Linked DNA regions of Mus musculus: regions 2 and 3 are each linked to region 1. Evidence: chromatin loops called from intact Hi-C (ENCODE). Cell type or tissue: heart. All regions are shown on one strand.

Region 1 (8,000 bases):
GGGCTGGTGAGATGGCTCAGTGGGTAAGAGCACCCGACTGCTCTTCCGAAGGTCCAGAGTTCGAATCCCAGCAACCACATGGTGGCTCACAACCATCCGTAACAAGATCTGACTCCCTCTTCTGGTGTGTCTGAAGACAGCTACAGTGTACTTACATATAATAATAAAATAAATAAAATTTAAAAAAAAAAAAAAAAAAAAAAAAAAAGGGCTGGTGAGATGGCTCAGTGGGTAAGAGCACCCGACTGCTCTTCCGAAGGTCCGGAGTTCAAATCCCAGCAACCACATGGTGGCTCACAACCACCCATAATGAGATCTGATGCCCTCTTCTGGTGCATCTGAAGATAGCTACAGTGTACTTACATATAATAAATAAATAAATCTTAAAAAAAAAAAAAAAAAAAAAAAAAAAAAAGAAAATGTAGGAAGGAGAGGGTTTGTTCCAGCTTGCCATTCTCAGATCACATCATTACTGAGGGAAGTCAGGGCAAGAACTCAAGGCAGGAACGGAAGCAGAAGACGTTGTTGGCTTGTGTCTCCTTTCTTGCTCAGTTTGCTTTCTTCTATACCCCAGGACCACCTGCGGAGAGATGACACCGCCCACAGTGGGCGGGGCCCTTCCAAGGCTCACAGACTTACCTAGCAGCCAATTCTAATGGAGGCATTTTCCCAACTGAAGTTTCCTCTTAGCAGAAGACCCTGGCTTGTGTCAAGTTGACAAAGCCCAACAAAACAAAAAAACAAAAAACAAAACAAAACAAAACAAAAACCTAACCAGCATGGTAAGTAAAAGCCAAATTGTTTTTCATAGTGGTTGTATCATTTTATATTCCCACCATCTGTACTGAGAGTGCCACATAGTCTCTGTGTCTAATTTCAGTCATCTATTACATCATGGTAATATGCTAGTATAGTTTTAATTTGATCTCCACAACTAAGGATGGTAAGCATCTTTCACAAGCATTGTATTTTCCTTTCAGTTTTTTGAAACAAGTTTCTCTGTGTGTAGCCCTGGCTATCTACCCTAGAACTAACTCTGTAGACCAATCTGGCCTCCAATTTGGAGATCCACCTGCCTCTGCCTCCCAGTACTGGGATTAAAGATGTGCACCACCCTGCCCAGCTGGATTATTGTTTTCTTAACGTGAAATCTACAGAAGTCTGTCAAAAATGCAATGCAGGTCTTTCAAAAAAGAGCATATTCAGGTGTGTGCACATGCACACAGCCATATATGTAAAACCTCTGTAAATACTGATGTCCACAAATCCAAGAAGGGAAAAAATAAGCTGTCAACAGTCAGTATAAAGATGGCGAGAGCCCTGACCCAGGTCTTACTGGCTCTGAGCAGAGTATAGGGTGCTATGTATGAAGTCTTTCCAGGATTCATTTCATCACACGCAACATCCATTCAGGGGAGCTTCTTAGCTGTGGTCCAAGGGGCCCCGACTATGAGTCAAGATTGAAGCATTGTCAATATGACAACAGTTTTGTAACATATAAAATGGAAGAGTCATGGAGTCGCTCTACTGGTTATAGGAGTTTCGTCTCCTGGCTTTATTCCCCCTTCCGGCTCCCCACAGCCACGGCTCCTCTACCTCTCCATCACGTGCATTTCTGCCTTCACTGTGGCAAAGTGGGCCGGTTTGCCCCTCCTAAGAATTAGCAGACAAGAGCAGGCATGCTCCTGGGGCTTGAGTGGTGCAGTACCCGCCATGTATGTTACTACTGCCGAGGACCTTGTCGAGGCCACCACGGTGGGTCAGATGGGCGAGCGTTTCCTCAGCTAGCTGTGGTACAGACCCTGGAGCCGGCCTTCATGCTGCTCAGGTTCCTGAGCGCTTCTTTCCTGGAAACTTTGACATATGGTTCCAGTCTCATTAGATTTTCCGTGTCCGGGTGGTGGCAGCAGCTTTAGCCCAATTCCATGGAGTCCCCAACTGTCAGGAATCCCACTATGGCTTTGAAGGCGGCTCTACCGAACCCCTCGCTCTAAGCGCTCCCATCGGAGGGGGTGGAGAGGAATTTCCCAAGCGCCTTTAAAACCAACTTCTTTGCTGAAGCAAGAGGAAGAATTCTAGAAGAACCCTCCTCTTAGAAAACTGAGTTCCGGTCAAGCTTCGGCGCATTTAATATTTAATACTACGCTTTAAAAAGAAACCTGACGGGCAGTGGTGGCACACGCCTTTAATCCCAGCACTTGGGAGGCAGAGGCAGTGGATTTCTGAGTTAGAGGCCAGCCTGGGCTACAGAGTGAGTTCCAGGGCAGCCAGGGCTACACAGAGAAACCGTGTCTCAAACAACAACAACCCAAACAAACAAAAAAGAAACCTGCTCCTGGCATGGTGGCACACACCTTTGATCCCAGCACTCAGGAGGCCCAGGCAGGTGGATCTCTGAGTTTAAGGCCAGCCTGGTCTACAGAGTGAATTTCAGGACAGCCACGGAAATACAGAGAAAGCCTGTCTCAGAAAAGAAAGAAAGAAAGAAAGAAAGAAAGAAAGAAAGAAAGAAAGAAAGAAAGAAAGAAAGAAAGGAAGGAAGAAAGAAAGGAAGAAAGAGAGAAAGAAAGACCTTGTTACTATTGCTATGGGCCTTGATATAGACTATGATGATAATAATATTTTTAAAAGTAAAGATAAAAAGATCTCAAAAACAAAAGCAAAACAACAAAAAGTAGAGTAGATTGGTGTCTGGTTTTCTCCTGGAGCACCTAGTCTGTCCCTCTTCTGGCCAACACCTGCCTCCAAGGAGTCGGAGGACTGCCTGGCCTTCATCCAAAAAACCCACAGTGAAACCCGGCATTTCATTGAAGCAGGAACTCCACTCCTGAAGTCATGAAAGAGGTAATTTAGGTCTTTGATTTGTAGGAACGCCATTAAAAATTCCTCCTTTTGTTTTCCCCAGACGAAAGGTTGGAGAGATTTAGGTTGCAAAAGAGAAACTGACTACAAGATGCATCAAGTTGTCTCTGGTTGAGAAATATGGCCAAGAAATGCAAATCCTTTGTGTGGTTCCTGGGCTTAGCATTTACACAACATATTTCACATTTAAAAGCCCTTTACTGTCCTTGCTAATTACATCCCAAGGGCTTCAGGGCAGTTAGAAAAAAATACTGGCACAGAGCCAGTCTTCAGAGCTGCTGGAGGCGCGTGTCCGTACCAGTCTTGACTCCTGGGCTTGCTGTAGTTTACCAACACTAAACCCAGTGGGTCACGTGTGCTTAGTCAATCTCTACAAAGTTTCCTTTTTCCGGACTTGACATTTTCTCAAGTACAAGCTACTGAAACACAAAATAACATTTCTTCCAACAGCTAAATACTGGTGACAGTTTTAGGTTTATCACCAGGCCAGAGTCCCTGGAGAGACAGGGAGCACTGACACTTCTAAAAATGCACTAGGAGAATCCAGAGCAGCTCCGACTACGTAACTAGCCAAGAACCTCCTGCCATTGCATTCGCAGAGACACATGCTGGTATGCATAAACACTGCATGCCATGTCAAATGCGTGTATACTCTGTCTTAGTGTACAGTAAGTGTGCGCAGCGTGCACGAGCGTATGAAAAGCCAGTACAAGAGCGACCGTTAGTCACGCATTGGATCCTTCTGTCTTGTTCTGTGCTTTGGGCTATCAAATGTTTTGTTAACAAGTAATTATGAAAACCCATGTGCAGTTTCATATCCTGAACTTCAGACTTACCACTTTAATATAGTTTGTAGTGTTGCGGTCTTTTCTTAATAAGCTCTAAAAAATAGCATCTGACGAAAGGAGGCATCAGGAACCTTTATATCTCAAAGAGAGAGGCTGGTGTGAGAACACAGCCCTATTGAAGAGAAGGGCTGCTGTGTGGGAACACAGCCCCACAGAAGAGAAAGCCCTACTGAGCCATTCTCTACCTTGGTGGGTGTTCTATTAACTTTCCTCTGATTTGCAGGAACCTGTGCTCCAAAACACAGAGCCAACGTTCACTACATCTGGTGTGTGGTGCCCTCTGCTGGCCATTCCAGGGTAGTGCCTTTTCCTGTTCCTTGTAGGAAAGTTCTTTCTATTAGGTGCTGTGCCTGTTCTTATATTTCTAAGTGTGGCCTGAATGTATAATGACGACTGTATGGATATAGAAACCTGTCCTGGGTCCCTTTCCTATTCATTCAACAAACATATTAAACGATCTCTCAAGCCAAATGTATCGCTGTGGAGCTGGAGACAGCAGGAGGCAATGTTCACTTCCAAGGGTACAGCCACAGCAAGGGGGTGACCTCCTTAACAAGACTTGGATAGGACAGCAAATAAGTTGATTAGTTGGAGAGCCTCATCTAGTCTTTAGTTTTCCAATTTTGCTTATTGGTGTGTGTCTGAGAAGAGGCCAGAAGGGGACATTCAGACCCCTCAGAGCTGGAGTGGTTTGCTCGGATTTTGACCTGGGCTCTGGGATCCGAACTCTTGTCCTTAAGATTATACAGCAGGTGCTCTCAACTGTAAAACCATATTTAGCCCCGAGCCTAGTCTATCCTCACAATCACTGCAGTTGCAGACGTCCTAGCTAATTTGCTCCCAATTTACCTGGTAGAAATCTATGATAGATCATCACACGTTAGAAAGGCAAAAATGAGAGTATCTTGGAAGACTTTCCCACTCTCTGGGGTTTTATTACTTAACTTTAACAAATATCTATGTTTGCTTTGCTAAAATACAAGAGACAAAAATGATCAGATGACACAGTTTTAGCTGATCCCCTAGAGAAAAGCAAACGATATTTCCCAGAAAAGTGCTCATATATAATCTGTACCCCAGGTAGGGACCCCAATTTGAGGCCATCTTTGCTGTGCACACTTTATTTCTTTAAAAAAAACAAAACTCATCTATATGAGTACACTGTAGCTGTCAGACACTCCAGAAGAGAGCATTGGATCCCACTACAGATGACTGTGAGCCACCATGTGGTTGCTGGGAATTGAACTCAGGACCTCTGGAAGAGCAGTCACTGCTCTTAACTGCTGAGCCATCTCTCCAGCCCTGCTAGGCACATTTTCAAGGGAGGGAAGCCACCAATACTCCTACCCAGCTGCAACACCAGTGATGTTGGTGATGTACAGCGATGGCCAGGCACGTTGAGGCTGCAACGGTGGCATTGGTATCTTGGCAGTAACCACCACCGGTCTATTTGGACTCTTCAGTGTAATTGGTCCACTCGGTAGGAGGGAAACCGTGGTAGGTGTGGGAGACCTCGCCAACCACCTGGGGCTAGTGAGGTCATGGATCTTAGAGGAGTCTATTACCACCACCCATTTCACCATTTTAAACCGGTGTAATTTCTAACCGCATTCTACACACGTATCCTTATAACTGCAGATAGGTGCTATCCTGAGAGGCCAAATCTTTTGAGTTCAGACCCCGTTTTAGAGAACCTGACCTAAGTTTGAACGCAGGTAAACTAACAGACTGGTACCTAGCACTAGATTCCAAGTTGCCCCCCTCCAAGAAAACCTGAGCCTAGCTCCAGTCTCTAGGCTAATCCCCAACAATACTAGCATCTCCCCCAACTAGGTTATTCCCCCAACAAACTTGCACCTCTATTTACAATCCTGGCTAAAAACCACCAAATGCAGAGAGAAGCAGGAACTAAGTTTATGATATGACTCCCAGCACCAGGCAATTATGTTAAAGGCCACAGTTAGATACTTGCACACTCACTGCTTCCCCCACCAGCCCCTCTTGCTGCTTACTAATAAAGCCTTGCCCCGATGGATATTCAAGGTTCTCCTATCACCAAAACCATCCTGCGTGATGGCCGTGCATTGCGGGGGTCAGAGCTAGCTTGAGTAGAATAAAGACCCTGCTGTGAGATTGGCTCCTGTCTGTTCTTTTGGAGGATCAAACACCTCCTTGGCACTACACCCTATGGAGGATCCAACACCTCCTTGGCACTACACCCTATGGAGGATCCAACACCTTGGCACTACACCCTACGTCAAAGTTGCTTACTCTGCTCCCGGAGATCAGTTCAGAAACACACATCGGGTCAAATGCAGAGGACAAGCGATTGTGGGGTTTCCAATTCCACTGACAAATCTATAATGTAATTCCTGTATCTAAAGCTCAGGGGACATTTTGGAAGGTGAGGGTGGAAGGATTGTGAGAGCCAGAAGACCAGGAAAGCTGCTATAAGATTGTGTCTCCTGGGAGTGGCAGGGAAGCGTCACCCACGGTGCCTCAACAAGACCTGAAGAAGTAGAAGACTAACAGACATGTCGTCATTGGGGGAGGAGATCTCACAGGGCCCCATCCACAGGAGTGCTGAGAGTCAGGAAAATCAGTTTCCCCAGGGGAGGAGGTCGTGACATCAGAGGCAGCAAGGAGCTGTACACGGGAAGGTTGGAGAGATGAAAAAAAATGGGGAGATGATGCAATTGTATTTTAATTGCAGAGGTTTATTAAAAAACTTCCTGGCATAAGACAGCTGCTCAGTAGCACACAGTAGGCACTTTACTAGTATGCCAGACACACAGGCTTGGGCTCTAGGGCCAGGCTGACAGTCTGACTCTTTATGCTTTGTTAGCTGGGCATCCTGTGCAAGTAGGGTTACCTCATGCACAAACTGAGGGTGATGGAAGGACACATATCCCATGTAGGTAACATATGCAAAGTGCTTTGAATACTCACTAGCATTTAGGTCGTAACAAAAATTATTATTTTACTATTATTCCTTTCATCTTTTGGAGATGCCTTCATTCTTTTAAAGTCCTGAATTAAAATCAGGGAGAAACTTCAAGTGAGTCTTAGGTATAAAGGGCATTCCAGTTTGGCTGGAGAGATGAATCAGCAGTTAAGAGTGCTTACTGCTCTTCCAAAGGACCCAGGTTTCATTCCAAACAGCAACTGTCTGCAACACTAGTGTTGGGGATGCAATGCCCTCCATTCTTTGTAGGCAGCTAATGCTCCTGGTGAATGTTCCTTCCCCCTCAGCATTCACAGTGACAGCTAGGCAATTGTCTTAGTTAGGGTTTTACTGCTGTGAACAGTCACCATGACCAATGCAAGTCTTATAAAGGACAACATTTAATTTGGGCTGGCTTACAGGTTCAGAGGTTCAGTCCATTATCATGAAGGCCAGAGCATGGCAGCATCCAGGCAGGCATGGTGCAGGAGGAGCTGAGAGTTCTACATCTTCATCTGAAGGCTGCTAGCACATAGAATACTGGCTTCCAGGCAGCTAGGATGAGGGTCTCAAAGCCCACACCTGCAGTGACACACCTACTCTAACAAGGCCACACCTCCTAATAGTGCCACTCCCTGGACCAAGTATATACAAACCATCAGTCACAGCAACCTAAGAAAAAAAAGTAGGAACAAGGTGTTAGGCAAAACTATAATAAACTCATTCATAAGTGGTGACAAAAATCCTGCCCTGAAACTGCGGATGTGTTTGCATACGTTGGGGTTCAGATGAAGACCTTAGACACTTAGGTGATATTCATAGCGAACTTGAAGACAGAGACGGAAGAGAGGAAGCGCAGAAAAGTCAATGGAAATTGTGGTCGTGTGAAAGTGCTGGTGTGTTTATGGGCGTGGCAGATATCTCATGCTGATGGTGTGGAGGTGGGTGGAGGGTTAGGGGCTGAGGAAGAAAGGACTCTGGGTCATTAGTGAGTTCACACACCTAACTCTTCTTGGGTTCAAGGTCGTAGCTTCTCTGATGTAACTCCCTTAAGAACAGGTCCTAGGTATAACCTCCCTTTCCTTCTTGTCCCTGTAGCCTGTGCCTGACTTCAATCCTGCATCCTCTGACCTCCGCACATAAAATGTCCAGCCCCCGTCTCTCATTAAACTTTTAATAGACTTGTTTGTCTGTGATTCATTAACCTGTTGTCTGCTGTAAGAAATACAGAAGATGAAATAACACATGGCTTTATGTACAGAGGGTTGGGCCCTCAGGGTACCAAGCTGAGCCTGACAAAGATGAACCCAGCTAGAGTCTGGGAGGCCAGTGATAACACGTCGGTG
Region 2 (8,000 bases), 350 kb before region 1:
GTTTCTATTGAGTCTGTAGCATGTATTCCACACATACTAATTCAAAATTATTTCCAAGGAAAATTTCACAACATGGACTGGCCAAACAATTCTGTCTTGTAAAGGATTTGATCTAGAAGTGTTTTTCTTCATTTTGATCCCACACTCCTGTGTGTATGAAGTATGTATGTGTGCTGTGTGTGTGCCTATATGTGTGTGTAGTGTGTGCATATGTGTGTGTGTGCATGTGGTATGTGTGCTCTATATGTATGTAGTGTGTAAGTATATATGCTGTGTATGTAGTATGTGTGCTGTGTGTGTATGTATGTGTGTGGTGTGTGTTTATGCATGGTGTATATGTGTATGTATGTAGTATTGTGCTGTGTGAGTCTGTATATGTGTGTGCGTGTGTGTCTGTATTGTGTAGGTGTGATTGTGTGTGTGTGTAGGTGTGTGTGTGTGTAGGTGTGTGTGTGTGTGTGTGTGTGTAGGTGTGTGTGTCTGTATGTTTGTGTGTAGGTGTGTGTCTGTCAGGGTGTGTGTGTTGGTGTGTGTGTAGGTGTCTGTATGTGTGTGTGTATGTGTGTGTGCAGGTGTGTGTATAGGTGTGTGTGTAGGTATGTGTGTGTCTGTCTGTAGGTGTGTGTGTGTATGTGTAGGGGTGTGTGTGTGTGTTTGTGTAGGTGTGTGCACATGTGTGTGCGTGTTCGTGAGTAGGTATGCTCCTTCCACTGTGAGTTTCAGGGACCCAGCTCAGGTTACCAGGCTTGAACAGGCTTATACCAGCTGAGCTGTCTCCTGCCCTGGATTTAAAGTTTTAAAGTCTCTTATTTTTAGGTCATTGGACCCATTACTTTTAGGTCATTTGTCTGGTGCACATTCAGCTGCCATCACCACATGACCTCTCAGGGAACTTCCTGTTCTTCCTGCTGTCTTAGTGGTTTTGATGGTGTAAAGTCAGGGATTTCAAAGCTGTAGCTCCAGGTAGAGTTTTACCATGCAGCTCAGTGCTCGTGGTTGCAGCAATGTTAACTGAAACGTAAAATAGGATGTTTTCTATTAGTCCAGTTCCTTCTCAGACCCTTTCTCTACCCAGAAAAGGCTAGGTAGCGGAGAGAAGATTCTGAGTAAAACCCTGCCGGTGGTTTTGACCAAGCTTAAAACTTTACTTTCGTTATTACCAGACAGGATCAACTGACATTAAAAACAAGACAAAACAAGAATAGTTTTAAAATTACCCTAAAGAGTAATTTCAGCATCGAAAAAAAAAATCAGATGTTATTTATAGCCGTACCTGTATAAAATACTTAATTTTAGTGTAACTATTTTTAAAGTAAATTTATGGCACTTTCATATGTAGTTATTAAGTATAAATTCTCTACTGGCTACAGGATTCTGACTTCAGAGTCTATAGTAGGAGTTATACGGAAAGAATTGATATAAGTTTAAATTGGAAATCACAGTAGGAGTTCATAGAAGGTCCTGGGCTAGGTATTGGTTACAGACACAAAGATAAAGATACAGTCCCTGCAGAGGAGACAGTCCTAGACCTGATGGGGAAGCAGATATGAAAAGCTAAAAGCTCTGAGAAGACAAAGAAGAAATACATTTTCCAGGAAGGTGCCGGCTCCTGACAGAAAGTGATTAATTATGCTTTCGAAGGACAATGACAGTTTAGGGATTTTTTTGGGGGGTACACTTAATAATAAAACAATGCAACAGCATTGCCATTCCCACACCATCTACAAGAGACACCCCTAACCTCACCGTACTCCTAAAGAATGATCTGGATAAGAGCTGAAGTTCAAAGGTGAAGACTCTAAGGACCACATAGCTAGCCACACAGAAATTGAGTCCAGATGTGTACAGTTCCTTACCCTAGACCTTAGCCTTGTCCAGTCCAGAAATATCCATTCCACTCTATCACAAACAATCTGAGGTTAACTTGTATCTGTGTAAAGTTTAGACATAGAGCTTTAATCTGGAAGCTCAAATAAAATGTCAAATTGCTCCAGGATAGAGGACTTGCTGAAAACGAGGCCATGAGTTCTCTCCCTAGCTCAGAGTGGGAGGCAAAGGCTGGAGAAATGCACATAAGATAAAAAGACAATATAGAATCTCAGGTTAGCTAGCCAGCAGCAGCCTCCTCTCTCGCTGAACTCAAACTGCAGTTTGAAGATGGAGACTTCCAATTTCATGTGTTTGCCAGATTCCCTCGTCCATAACTTGTGAACACTAGAGTCAAGGGAAGAGCCCTCGGGCTTTTCTGAGACCTCTGGCACCCAGCACTCACACCTGATTGCTGATCTGCCCCATGTTTTTATAGGGAGCTTGCTAAGTGTGTAGTTTAGTTAAGGTAACTGGAGTGAAAAGACTAGACTTGGTGTTTGTAAGCTAGCAAAAACAAAGAGATGACCATAGCAGTATGGTGTTGTGGCTTTTAGACTAGTAACTCTCCATAATTAACGTGTATCATCAAACCCCTGTGTACAGTTGCAGAACTGCCCTGCCTGTCCTGTTAGGTCACCCCAGAGGAGATCTGGATACACTCAGACAGCAGCTCTGGAGACGTTTGTGATGGAGGCATGCGAGTCTCATTTCCAAACTTCAACACTGAATCTATTTTGCTTTTCCAGGGAGCAAAGAGTAATAACTTCAACAACTGATCTCGTGCTTTGGGTGCTTACAACATGAAGTGCTTGGTCCCTTTTCTTGCTGCTTTGCACGTTTTATGGAATCCTCCCAGCACCTTGCCGTACTACACCTAGATTACGGGATAGACGTGTACGAAGGAGCAGTCCTTCCTTGAACCTACAGAGGAAGAGCAGAGACATATGCCTGTTGCACCTTCACCAGCAACCTAGGGTTTACTGTGTCCTTGGCAGTGGGCTGGCCTGCCTCAGCGTACAGTCAGGATGCTAAGGACAACAGAGAATGCTGAAGCACCATGGGGAGGTGTTTGGAGAACAAGACACTGCGAGGAAGGCTTTCAACTTTAGGAGTTGCTCTTCTGAGATTTGTGCTTGGCTTTTTGTTTTTTTGTTTGTTTTGTTTTGTTTTGTTTTGTTTTGTTTTGTTTTGTTTTCTGGTGATCCAAACTTAAGGCCTTGAGACACTGGCCCTGAGCTACATCCCCACCCAAGTCCCTGAGGTAGAACATTTGAATTTAGAGCTACCTCATGGAGTATTTTTATATCTACCTGCTGCCTTACAAGGTACTTGGATCTCTCCCACCCCTCTCCCTTCCTTAAAGCAGACTACTAAAACTGGTCTCTGTCTTTCCCCCAGAGACACAAACCTCTTCTGCTTCCTCAGCAGAACACCCCACCCTAGGTTGTTAGCTTGTACCAATTCCCCTAAGGCCCCAAGGGGTTTAAGGTTGTCTTCCAGAGCCCACAACTACATTGGGATTAGAGGCAGTATATAATATTTTATTCTGTGAGCAGGAAGAACAGTTAGGTTGGGGGGGGGGGGTGCCGGGCAAGGAGGAATAGGCTCCTCCCCCACGGCCCCCATACCCTGCTTTTTATCATGGCTTGGAAAATGATTGTCTTCTATAAACTCACCATGCAGGAGCACACAAACTAGTTAATGGCTGCTGGCTGCCCGTTTTTGTCCTCTTCTGTCTCTCCCAGACTGCCAGGGCAGAGTAATTCTTTATCTGCGTCAAGTGCTCTGAGGACAGCCAGCTGGTTACTGACAAACTCTCTCTCTCTCTCTCTCTCTCTCTCTCTCTCTCTCTCTCTCTCTCTCTCTCTCGACTGCTACAGTGATCTTATCTGCACTTTTTCCCCCAATAGGCAATTTTTCTTTTTAGGGAGATGCCAGCTTTCAAGATGCTAGTTTGTGCTTTTAAACTATAATTGGGCAGAGAGATAGGCAGACAAACCCAAGGCTCAGATCAATGGCTGGGAGAGAATCCCTCCCCTACATCGTCTAAACAACAGGTGGTTCGGGGCACATTGTTAACTCTTTTGCACACACACACACACACACACACACACACACACACACACGATCCCCACCTCTGCCCACACAAAATCGTAGGCGGAGCTTTCATATGGAACGGCACCTGCTGCTCAAAGCCCAGAAGCCCATCTTGCAGGGTCCAGTAACGAGGGACTCCTGCCAGCTGGTCAATGGGATTGAGGTTGCCCAGGGTCTTAAGGCTTTGTAAACTACGGGCATCGGATTTTTTTCGTTCTTCCCTGTTCCCCTCATATATACCACCGCCCCCTCTCCACCCGCTTCCTGGACCTTTCATTCTCTGGGGAGGGGTTATCTCCAACCTGACCCTCTGGGAGTTCCCAGGAGGGCTATTTTTAGCAGCAGCCGCTCTGCTTCAACTTAGCCCAGGGAGGAGCTGCGGTGTAAGAGCGGATGGCGGGCTCACAGAAACCACCCGCTTTTTGGCATTGTTAGGGTTGCACACAGGAGGCAGAGGACCGATCTTCCCTGCTGTGCCAACCAGGTAGGCAGCTCTGAGCAGCGGAATCATCCAGCCGCGGAGAGGCTTGATTTCCCGGTGGGGAACCCGGGGCCCGCCCAGCGCGGGCCCGCCTGCCCTGGACGCCTGGTGGTCTCGGCAGAGGAGGAAGTTCCCGGGCATCGCTGCCTGCGTCACAGCGGGGCTGGCACCGCGGCGGCGGCTCGGCAGCCGACGGCGACCCCGGGGCTGGGCGCTGGGCGGCGCTGGCTGCCGCGGGCCAGGCGGCGCGCGGGGCGGCGCTGGAGGCGGCTCCGCTTGCAGGCGGGGAGGCACCGGGGAGGAGGAACAGGGCTGCGGAGCTGGGGCGTTAGCTGCGTCCCGGCTCAGAGCCCGCGAAGAAGACGAGGACCGAGGCGCCGCCGCGGCCGTGGCCGCAGCACTCTGAGCGCGACAAGCCATGAGCAGCGACGCCGCGGTCGCTTGCCGCCGCTGAGCCCAACCCGGACACAGCTCGCCGCGCCCTGGCATCCTTTTCTGCGGATACCCTCGCCCCCAGAGGTAAGTGCCGGGGACCCGCGGAGGGATGGAGAGGGACGGCCAGCACCCTGCCACTAGCCTCGGTTCTCTGGGCGCGCCCCAGCCTGGACCCGTCCACCCTCCCTCGTTCGTGACCCTGCTTCCCCAGGGCTCTGGGACAGGCACATTGTGGTCGCCTACTCAGCGTGCGGTTCGGGGATCCCGCTAACCCCAACCCCACCCAACCCACGCGGGCCCTGGCGTCCGCGCCAGGGACCCCCAGCCGGGAGCCCAGTACAGCCTGGCCGCTAGGTTCTGGGGACTGGGGGAGGGGCGTACTAGGAGAAAACGCGGTTGCTGCAGGGATGGCCATTCTCCTTCCCTACCTTCAAAACCCCCGGAGATGCTGGGGCCTGTTTTTTCTGCTCTTCTCCCCAACCCCCTCTCCTCCCTGGAAGATGCCTGAAGTTACACTTTTTGAGGAAGGAGGGGGAAATCGAAGGTCTACACAGAGATCCAGTGAGCACTAGTCCGCTCACCTGCAAGTCCAGAGGGGCCGGAGGGGGCTGCTCTGCATCCTAAGACCCTGGAGGCCAGGTGTCTAGGCCAGCAACTGCGGCCAGGATTTCTGCCTTCATCCCAAACTGACCCTAGCAGGCTAGCAGGCTCTCTCTCTCTCTCTCTCTCTCTCTCTCTCTCTCTCTCTCTCTCTCTCTCTTCTCCAGCGTAGAGGTGTTTGGGATGGAGTTAGCCCCTTGGGAGCCTCAGGGTGTGCTCTATAGACGCCAAAGCCTTTCTTTTTTTCCAGCAGCTAATGTTTCCCTCCCCCAACACTTGGCTGTGTACATCAGATTTCAGTTATTTTAAAATCCTTCAAGTTACCTTTCTTTGCAACGGCTCAGCCCACATCTAGTCCCCATGCTTAATGCGGATGTTTTATTAGAGGTTGAGGGCAGAGCTTTACTGAGTTTCCAACTCCTTAAGTATTTTTAAACTCGCAACAAATTAGTTAGGAAACATTTTTGGGCTCCCATCCTCCTTAAAGTGAAAAATAAGACTAATTGATCTTTGTGGGAGTGTCCAGGTTTGGCTCATAGAGCCTTATTACCCTTTAGAGGTGCTGTTTCACATCTACAGACTGCAGTAGCATATGAAGTGTGGCCTTAGCTAACGGTCACATTTCTGCCGAGTATGCAGTGCTTTGCTGAAGCTTGGACAAGGATGTAGAGTGGACTGACATTAAGATGCCACTTGGGCGACAGGGGAATACGAGTAATTTTAAACCACTTGGTTCACGCAGTTCTGCAACACTCCCAGCACCAAAGCTCTATACACGCTTCTCTTCATTTCCTGATAATTTGTAGAAAGCCACCAACCCTCGTTGTAATCTGAACTTGATAGACTTTTACTCAGATTTTGCACTCCCAATAGATATGTGGACCAAGCTATCAGATTAGATCTACACATCTCTAGTCTATAATACTTGAATTTCTTATGACTTAGACCAACTGAGAGATGGGGAGGGCAGTTTTTGCAAGTACAAACATTTCCCTCTTTTATATTCTAGACTGCTAGCAGCTAGGGGCCACCACCTCATTATGTGTAAAAGGTGGTAAGCATAATTAACCATTTCTCATAAGCAAAATGGCCTGAACTAGTGCTAGCAACACTCATCTATTGTTTCTCAGATTTTCAGGCACTTTGATGAAATATTGTGAGTTTTTGTTTTTGTTTTACTGGTCTTGTGTAACCCAGGCTGGCCTCAGACCTTGAACCTCTGATCTTCACAGTGCTGGGATTACTGGAGCACCACCACCCAGTTTATTCTGTGCTGGGGATTGAACCTGAGGCTTTGTTCATGCTAGACAGCCTATCAATTGAGTAACATCCTCAAGGAGTGTTTTTTATTTTAAAGAGGAAACTTTTTTAGCAAAGAAAAAGTTGTAAGAATTCTAACAGAAATGAACAACTTGAACTCTTATGTAAAGTTTATTTTTTAAAGAACAATTCAGAGTCAGAAATATTTTAATTTCCAAATACCCAGTTTTTATCAAATTATTATGTTTAATTGATCGATTGATTGATTGATTGATTGATTGATTGATTGAGACAGGGAACTGGCTGTCTTGGAACTTGCTCTGTAAGACCAGGCTAGCCTCAAACTCAGAGGTCTGTCTGCTTCTGCCTCCAAAGTGCTGAGATTAAAGGAGTGCACCACCACTGATTGCCAGTGACTTTTAAATCTTCTGTAGTACTTTAATCCATAGTCATTGGCACCATGGTAATAAAGCCCAAGTTTAAAGAGAAATGAAATAAAAGTTATACTTATTTAGCAAGACTTGTCTTAATGATTTGAAAACATTTCTGTTACGTTAACTGTCTGGCCTGGTGTCTCTCCCATCCTAAGAGGGATGGTTCCATACCCATTTTATAGAATGGGGCTCAGAGTTTATGACTTGGCAATGCCATGCAGATGGAATATCCTGAGTGGATGCAGTCGGGCACCATACTGCTTGCCCTTGTTTGTTTAGGCACAGTCTTGCTTTGCCACCCAGTCTTAACCTCACAGTCCTGACAATCTTCCTGCCTCAGCCTCTTGAGTGATAGAAGTACACATGTGAGTTCACCACATCTGGTTCTCTTTAGTTCTCAATGTTACCCCTTGTCCCATTATCCAAAGGCTCCCCCCACCACCTAAAACTAACCATAACACCTGCACAAGAAAACAGAAATTAAGAGCATAAAGTAACCTCTCCAGAGTTTGCCACGCCCTGGTTGATCTGCAACAGAGTTTGAATTTTGAGTAAGGACAGTCTGTTTCCAAAGCTGGTGTTCTTTTGACTGATTGCAACTAAATGAATAATTTGAAACGACCCAGAGGACCACTGTGTCCTCTCCCATCAGCTGCTCTTGGCAACTGTATCTCATGGACTATACATTCCCAGGATTTTCTCCCTCATCCCAGAAATGTTGGCTGTGTCTCTCATCTTGGTTCATCTGTGAACATATATTACACTAATGAGGTTGACGTTACTATGCAGGTGTCGTGGAGGTGTCTTTGACTCCATTTCTTTTC
Region 3 (8,000 bases), 380 kb before region 1:
TTAATCACGAAGTATTCAGTTTCTATAAAATCAACTTTAGTTTAAGAAGATACCATGTGTTCCCACAAGGGCAGAGTTTTCCCCTCATCTACATCAGGGTGGATTTCTGCAGCATAATTATACTGAAATTTTATTTTAACCTTCTGTGTGTTAGCATATTTCTGTTAATAATAAACAGGTTGAATCAGGGTACGTGAAATTGTTGGGTTCTCAGTGATAATGGCAAGCTCTAATTTGTGTGCTGCAGTGTGCTAAAGTGGTTTATGCACATGACATTATTCTTTGATGATGAAATGGTTCTGCTCGTGTTTCATAATTCTGATACCATGTTTAATTAAAACAGCACATGATATTGATGGGTTCATGAAAATGGCCAACACTTACTCTGTGGAGTTGTCACTGTTTCCTTACATTTTTCAGGAAATCCTTCCATCTCTGCAGTCACGTGGCACTGGTCCATCCGCACACTGTTTTGTCCTCACCCACCTCACTGAATCTGATGGACACTGTACAGTCGCAGTCTCTTTGTGCAGAATTGGCAGCGATGCCTGTGCTTGATCATCCCTGTTTATAAGAATCCAGCTTCTGGTCTCTGTTCTCATTAACCGCATATTGCATTATAGAATGAAAAATAAGAGAGACTAATTAGAGAGAGGAAGGAAGACTTATTTTGCATCCTGAATGAAAAAATATATATATATATATTTAGACAGTGTAAACAAACAACTGCTGCAGAGTGTCCTGTGTGTAATAGTGTCTGGTGTGTACCTGTGTGCTGTGCTAAATCAGGGGACCCTTTCTGTCTCTTGTCCATGGTGTCTATATCCAGTGACAAGTGTCTGCTATGTACCTTTTGCAATGGACTTCATAAACTGCATTCTCTAAACCTTTTTTTTAAACAATTTCATGAACAATTTCATAAACACTGAAGTATTAACAGATTATATGAGTCAGAGTATTGAGCTGAGATAGCTTCTAATTGAACTTAATTTTATATTTAAGTTTTGAATTTATCACAAAATACACCATAGCTGAGAAAAAAACAATTATGAATGCCTTCTGCATGTTCGTTATTTCTAACAGACATGGTGCAATTTTTTAAATACAGAAAGGTGTAGGGTTAGAATGGATGTGTCTGCACTCATCTCTGTTGTCTGTCTGTCTTTATATTCACACTGTACAGTAAGACTTAAAGTTCTAAGTTTCATGCTAAGTAAAAGGATGACCCGATCTTGGGCGGAGATACTTAGTTTTGTTAGCTCCCAGTGGAGGCCGGCATTTGCCCTTTTACCTTTTACCATATACTTGGAAATGTGTATCTGGAATTAACTACTAGAAAATGTATGATTATGTTCCATGTTTTTGGCCCCTGGATTCAAATCCCTACATTTGGTAGATTTGGGTAAATTTTGCTGTTTTTAAAGCATCTTTTATGTAAAAAGATTACATTTTTATAATAAATGGCAAATAAGATGAATCACTAGAATCTGATTGGCCTTGTTTTTGCCTTGTTCTTTCTGCTCAGCTTCCAACACCAACTGCCATCTCTCGATTCTCACACAGCTGTACTGTCATTTAATAACATGGTGTATTCTCATGCCTGCACATAACTCTGAATCGCTCGCTGGGTTTTGTGAATATGCAGCCATGCCACAGAGCAGTGTGTCCTGGACTGAGAGTGGCCTGCATTGGCATATGCAAGGGTTTGGTGAAGGAGAATTCTGTGCCAAATCTCTGATGGCTATTCAATCCATACTGCCCCCACATTTCCTCCGAGAGTCTCAGGTTTAGATGCTCAAAAGCCAGCTCTGCCCACCCCCCCCTTCTTGGCACCTGTCCATGTGCTGTTAATAGCAGCGCCTGAGCAGTGTACCAGGTAAATGAGATCCAAGGAACTCCAAAGCAGACACCTCTCAACAGGCTTATCGATGGGAGAGAAAACAGAATTACCATGCAAAATGCACATGTGATAATTTGATGTTTGGAACTTCCTAATCAGGTAAAGCACTCGCCATGAACACATGAGGACCCAAGCGTGGGTTCCCAAACATCCATATGAAGTTGGACGTGTTGATCCGCATCTGTAATCCCATGTTCCTACAGCTAGATGAAAGGTGGAGGCAGGAGAATGCCCAGAAGCTCAAGGGCCACCAACACCAGAGGTCCTCTACCCTTCACACACAAGCTGTTGTGTGAGCGCCTTCAGTCACACACGTGAACACAAAAACACAAGCACAACCCTTTGCTCACTCTGTTACACAAGAGCATCCACACATACCAGAGCCCCAGTGGGCACCGGGGCTCACTCTGTGGGAATGAATCTTGGGAATCTTGAAACAGAGTACAAAGGAAACTGGTCTGGATTGTAGACTGCCTCTGGCCTGTAGGCTCCTCTAGGTCTGTAGGAATGGAAAACAGTTTAGAACAGCAGTCACAGTTGCCACAGGCTTCCCCAGCCTTCTGGGAAGTGCGTAGGTGAATCAAGGCCAGCAGCCCACGAAAGCCTGCAGCAGCCCACGAAAGCCTGCAGCGGCCCACGAAAGCCTACAGCGGCCCACGAAAGCCTGCAGCAGCCCACGAAAGCCTGCAGCGGCCCACGAAAGCCTGTAGTTCCTGGGCTTTCTTCAGGGCAGGGTTTGCCTTTTTGGTCTAACCTCACCTCACGAATGTGGTGAGGGGCTTGATGGAGGAAGGGAGGCAGTGTGGGCTGCTCTGGGGCTGCAGCACTTGTTCAGTTTTTGCTTTCTTCCCTCGAATCTGTTCCCACTTGGTGGCCCCTAGTCCCTGGTCCTCCCAAGTAGCCGCAAGCCAAAAAAGGATCAGAAGAATAGCCATTTTCAGTGTGAACTATTTAAGAATTTAGTCCCCCTCGACCCTGTGCTGTCTCCTCAACCCTTGCCTAACAAGCTTTTCTGTCTTCTGACACACAACCCTGCACTGTGCCGAGACTCTCAGTTAATGCTTCAGTCATGCAGCCTTGTGGCGGTGCCCATCAGAGGGGTCCACACACACCATTTCATTTTTTACTCTCTACCTCCCTCTGCTGCTGAGATGAGAGCATGTTGGAAGCTCTCTGCATAGTCAGTGTAGCTCCAGGTTCTTCACTGGGGGGGAACATGTTATTCATATTACCTGACCTAACAGAGAAAACAGACTCCCCACTTCCCTTGAACCCCAAATCTCCCAGGCCTCCCCACTCCCTCACTACACTTTACTGACAAACTTCTCGCCAGCACTCCATTGCCCCACATTCTAAACCCTCCTGGTAATTTCTCGTCCGGAAGTTGTCAGTTAAAGGGGCATCTGTGAGCACAGGGGAAATGTTTCCCTATGATTTGACAATATGTACAATTCTCTCAGCCAAGCTTCTCACCCCCGGAATAAGGGCCCCAACACCACACATGTAAAATAGCCTACAAGGTTATAAAACAGCCTGAACCAAAGAAAGACTGCTTTGGGAGTCCACTCTCTTGTGCCTGGTGTGGACCTTAAACCAATTTAGTTTCCCTTGCCCTGGCCTCAGACTCAATCACTCCATCTCATGTGAGATGCATAAAGAATGTGCCACACGGTGCTTCCTGGCACTGGGACAAGACTAGGTGTGAGCCCCCGGTCGTGAAGAATTGGATGCCCAGTTAAAAGAAGAGGAAAAGAGACATGGTTTGAATAGCCAGCATAGATTTGGTAAAGAGGTGGGGAAACTGGTTTACTCCGAATAAAATTCACAGGCTTTGATGTCCACTGCCCTCTCAAATATGATTCTGCAGTAGGAACCAAGAAGCCAGTGGGGATTTGGAGGTCTAGGGGGAAAGAAATCTCCCAGCTGAGCTTTGTGTCCTCCACTCCCAACTGTTGAGACAACCTCTTGCCCGTGGGGACACCTCTCCTCCAAGCACTTCACCTTCTTGTCCCAGCCACCTCCCTTCCCAGATCCCATTCCTTCCAATAACATCTCTCTTCCCCTGGACACCCACCACTGATCAGCCTCACCCAGCCCGTGTTCCAAGCTTACATATCTTGACCCATGCCTGAATCCCATCTACAAGAACATTAAGTAGACACTGGTCCAAAGAGGACACATTGCTTTATCTTAGCAAGATTAATATTTTCACCAGCCTCTCTTCCTGGAAGGTAGTTTCCTGCCACACTTTAAAATCTGAAAGAATAGAGTTTACTCAGTATTTGGAATGGGATCCGAGCCAATTTCCTTTTTTTTTAATCTGTTAACCTACAGAACTGCAGTTGAAAGCTGGAGTTAACTGGCCCCATATCCCCAATTATTCTAATGACATTCAGCCCTTTTGCAGATTAGCAACCCTAGGCAACTGTCCAAAAGTGCTAACGTCTAGTTCGGCTTGGCCTGGCACACGGTGCCTCGTTCTTGGCCACAAAGGCTTCCTTCTCAACAGGAGTTAGCAGGCCACTAATTAAAAGGCGATTTCGCTCTTGAAAAGCCTCGCAGGTGTTTAAGAGCAAAATAGAAAGGCTTCTCTCCCAGAGTTACTCAACTGCACCACCAGGGGGTATCAGATGCCACCTGTGTGAAAGGAGGTGTTTGTTTGCCCATCTTAGGTATGGCCATAGTGCATAGAGGCCTCAGAGCCTGTGAAAGCCAGAAGTTGCCAATCAAAGTAGTCTTTTCACAGTGGGCTGAGCCTTTTGTGGGCAGCTGCTCTGTGCAAGGGGAAAGCTCCATGTTTCTTCCAATTCTATACTCTAGTTTCTGTCTTCTGAGACGGTGAGTTACCCTTTAATCTAGCTCTGCAGATATAGAACTCGCCACCAAGAAAGCACCATAGAGAGATTCCCAAGAGAAGGTCAGAGGTTTGAGCGAGATCACAATCCTCCTGCCGATGGAAGAAGCAGTGTTGCACACACAGACACACAGACACACAGACACACGCACACGCTGAGTACAACTGACAAGCATGCACTTAGCCAAAGCCTTGTGTCTGGAAGAGCCCAGATCAGCAGCCACATTTCCTGCCTCACCAGGCCCAGCGTGTTCCCCAACAAGCTGCACCCCTTTCAGTTACAAACACACCTTCCTGTGCCTGGGGCATTGCTGACTTAGGACCTGTCCCCACTTCACTCATAAGCAACCCAGCTCTCAAAGGCATCTGCAGTGGCTACCATCACTGAGAATATCCAGGGCATCTCCCAGGAGCATCATGAACGCCGCTGATGCTTAAAGTGTAAGTAGGCAGGAATTCCATTTAACAGGTGAAAAATTCATCCCAGCAAAGTGAGTGCCATATTGGACTGTATGTTAGATTATACAGAAAGTCAATAGCACAGCTGGGTTTTAAGCTAGAGACCAAATTTTCCACCAAATCAATACCTTTTATATACTCTAACACTGCCAAGGTCACACCTCTAAGAAGTTTTGGGGGTTTGAGCACTGTAATGCCCTTTCTAATATGAAGGTTATACATGAATGTTCTGGAAAATACTTGGTATGCAAGTACATGCCAGTATACACACAAATTTTAAACACATTTTGGTATAAGTATGTCATCCAAATGACTGTTTTAAAACTGCATATGCTGAAGCATACATAGCTTTTATTTTGGAGGCTTAACCTAAAGCTTTGCATATTCCTGCTCTCAGAGGAATGGTGAGTTCCACTGGGCTGTGTAGCCTAGGGCCCCTGTCTATTGAAGAGTTGTTAACACTGTGGTCTTGCTTCCAGTTGCTAAGGAAGCTCCCAGTTTCTGTTTTATTGGGGACGAAGTTGCAGATTTAGTCCCTGCAAACTGACTTATTGTAGGAAAATGCTGGCTGGCAGGCATCTCAGACTTGCAAAATGAATTCCTCACACAGTTCTGCTACACCACCCTCTGCTGTCGACTTAGCTCCTTGGAGCCTGAGGAGGAGGAGAAGAAGGGATGAGTTTCGCTGAGCGTATTGAATTCATTCTGTGTTCCAGATTAGAAGCTGTGGCCCTAGCTTTGCCTCTGGCTGACTACACTGTTAAGCACAGAGAAAGGGGGACCCAAGCTCTCACACCCTCGGCCCCACAGCCCTGCAGCCTCCAGTGGCCTTCCTTGATCTCTTGGTTTTCCCTGTGTTCTTCAAATTGCTTGAGGCATGTAGCATGTGAGGCCACCACATATCAAGTATCTCAGACGTCTCCAAGGTTTGCTCACACCCAGGGACCGCAGTCCTCAGTCACACAAACTCTTTTCTTGCTGGAAGATAAAGAAAGCGGCCCTTGCCAGGACAGGGAAGGTGGGTTGGTGAGCAAGGGGAGGCGGGGGTGCCAGGACAGGGAAGGGGGAGTGGGTGGGTTGATGAGCAAGGGGAGGGGTGATGGGATACGGGGGTTTCGGAGGGGAAACCAGGAAAGGGGATAACATTTGAAATGTAAATAAATAAAATACCTGAATGAAAGAAAGAGAGAGGAAGAAGAAGAGAGAGAGAAAGAATGAACGAAAGAAAGAGGAAGGAAGAGAGAGAGAGAGAGAGAGAGAGAGAGAGAGAGAGAGAAAGTCAGCCCTTTTCCTTCCGTTCCCTCATCTTAAAGGAGGATTTAACAGAGAGGATTTTAGGTTCTTGCAAAGCCGGAAATGAGCTGAACGGCCTGGGTATTGTATCACATAATCAGAATGGGCCAACGACTGGATGGGCCTTGAGAAAAGTGACATGCTTCTTTGAGTGAGAGGAGATTGGAGGGAGACGGATCTGACTGTGACCTAGTGAGCCTGTGGAGCTGCTGTTGCCTAAACTACCCGCTGGGGGAGTGGGCGTGTCGATGATCAAGCGAAGGCTACGCCTGAGTGACTTTCTTTAGCGCTTGCATGTCACTCATTTCTTCCTCCCCGCCCCGCCCCCCCCCCCTTTGACATGATTCACTTTCCTGACACGACCACAACTTTTCACTGAAGAACTCGAAACCTCGGAAGTGAGGGAGTGGAGAATCACCTTAAAAGACTGCTCAGCAGGACATCCCCATCGGAAAGCCAGGCACGCAATAAAGACAGACTATTTAAAACAGACTGGAGCAGAGCTGACAGGCGGCGTGATACTGAAGAGACAGTTTTCAGGAAGTGCTTGGCTTGTGCAGGTGAACAGAACTGCTCTGCCCTCTCTGTCTTTAATATGGAAGGTGAAAAATGGCTGTCATCCAGCCCAGAGTCCGCCCAGGGGCAGATCCTTGGAGCTCAAAGTTCCTGGGGTTTTATTTTCGAGCTCTGGGCATAAGTATCAAATTGGCCCTGTGGCAAGGCAACTGTAGTCTGGGTGTGCCACAGAGGGTTAGCTTCTACCTAGACAAAGGGCATACCCTCCCCTGTCTGGTTCTTAGAGGGAGCTCTACACCACCAGGCTTTCTGCTATGCAGAGGACTTCCTGCAGTGCCTGTCCTCTGTCCTCTAGACTTCACTAGACCTAGAAAAAGGTAAGCCCTCTGTCTTCAATAGAGCTGTGTTCTAGTAATGGTTAAAAATCACTGTAAACTTAAGAAGATCTAGAATAACCTGGGAGATGGACCTCTGGGCATGCCCATGGGGAATACCCTTGATTAGGCTAATTGATGTGGGGAGATTCAATTCTGGGGGTGGGGGTACTAATCCATGGGCTGAAATCCATGACTCTGAAAGAAGAAAATGAGCTGAACATGAGTATTCATGGCTTTCTTCCTCATGACTGTGGACCACTGCTTCAAGTGCCTGCTGCCATGATGACCTGTTGCCATGACGACCTGTTGCCTTGATGACCAGCCCCTGAAACTGTGAGTCAAAATGAGCCCTTGCTTCCTTGAAGGATCCTTTAAGCAACCCAGAAAGAAACAGGAAGCCTGGGAGGCACTTGACTCTGCGGTGACGTGGAGTTAGAGTCCTTTCCCAACAATTATTCTTGAAACTTTCTATCTCAGCCTCTTTTGGAGATGTAAACGCTCTCCTACAAGTATTGAGTGCCTACTGCTGCCACTCAAGTGCTTCTGTAGGTAGTGAGGCCTCGGTGAGGGACAATGGGGGCAGCTGGGCTCCTGTCCTCAT

Evidence for each region. Hi-C counts contacts between places; a loop is a spot of excess contacts. Peaks named below come from ENCODE experiments on the same cell type or tissue, not always from the same donor. Only the 100,000 strongest peaks of a DNase experiment are listed, where the experiment ranks them.
Region 2: it touches region 1 in a loop (4-fold over the local background); 10 of 42 quality-filtered maps call a loop at or near these places.
Region 3: it touches region 1 in a loop (4-fold over the local background); 21 of 42 quality-filtered maps call a loop at or near these places.

What each region holds. Positions count from the first base shown.
Region 1 is chr5:105,864,846-105,872,845 of GRCm38, forward strand. No RefSeq gene overlaps it. Among named protein-coding and RNA genes, the nearest start is that of Zfp326, 7.7 kb to the right of the region's middle. In heart, a CTCF peak has its summit at 4,002 (motif pointing left); DNase peaks (open chromatin) are centred at 3,316, 3,346 and 3,986; H3K27me3 peaks cover 1,703 bases.
Region 2 is chr5:105,514,665-105,522,664 of GRCm38, forward strand. Lrrc8c (leucine rich repeat containing 8 family, member C) reads left to right here and starts at 4,807. Exons shown (of 4, transcript NM_133897.2): 1 at 4,807-4,966. In heart, a CTCF peak has its summit at 4,696; DNase peaks (open chromatin) are centred at 3,527, 4,657 and 5,127; H3K4me3 peaks cover 3,492 bases; H3K27ac peaks cover 4,844 bases.
Region 3 is chr5:105,488,589-105,496,588 of GRCm38, forward strand. Lrrc8b (leucine rich repeat containing 8 family, member B) reads left to right here. Exons shown (of 5, transcript NM_001033550.3): 5 at 1-1,491. Gm42141 (a long non-coding RNA gene) reads left to right here and starts at 6,834. Exons shown (of 2, transcript XR_880506.1): 1 at 6,834-7,066; 2 at 7,668-8,000. In heart, CTCF peaks have their summits at 3,034 (motif pointing left), 4,516 (motif pointing right), 6,713 and 6,924; a DNase peak (open chromatin) is centred at 6,733; H3K4me3 peaks cover 1,176 bases; H3K27ac peaks cover 361 bases.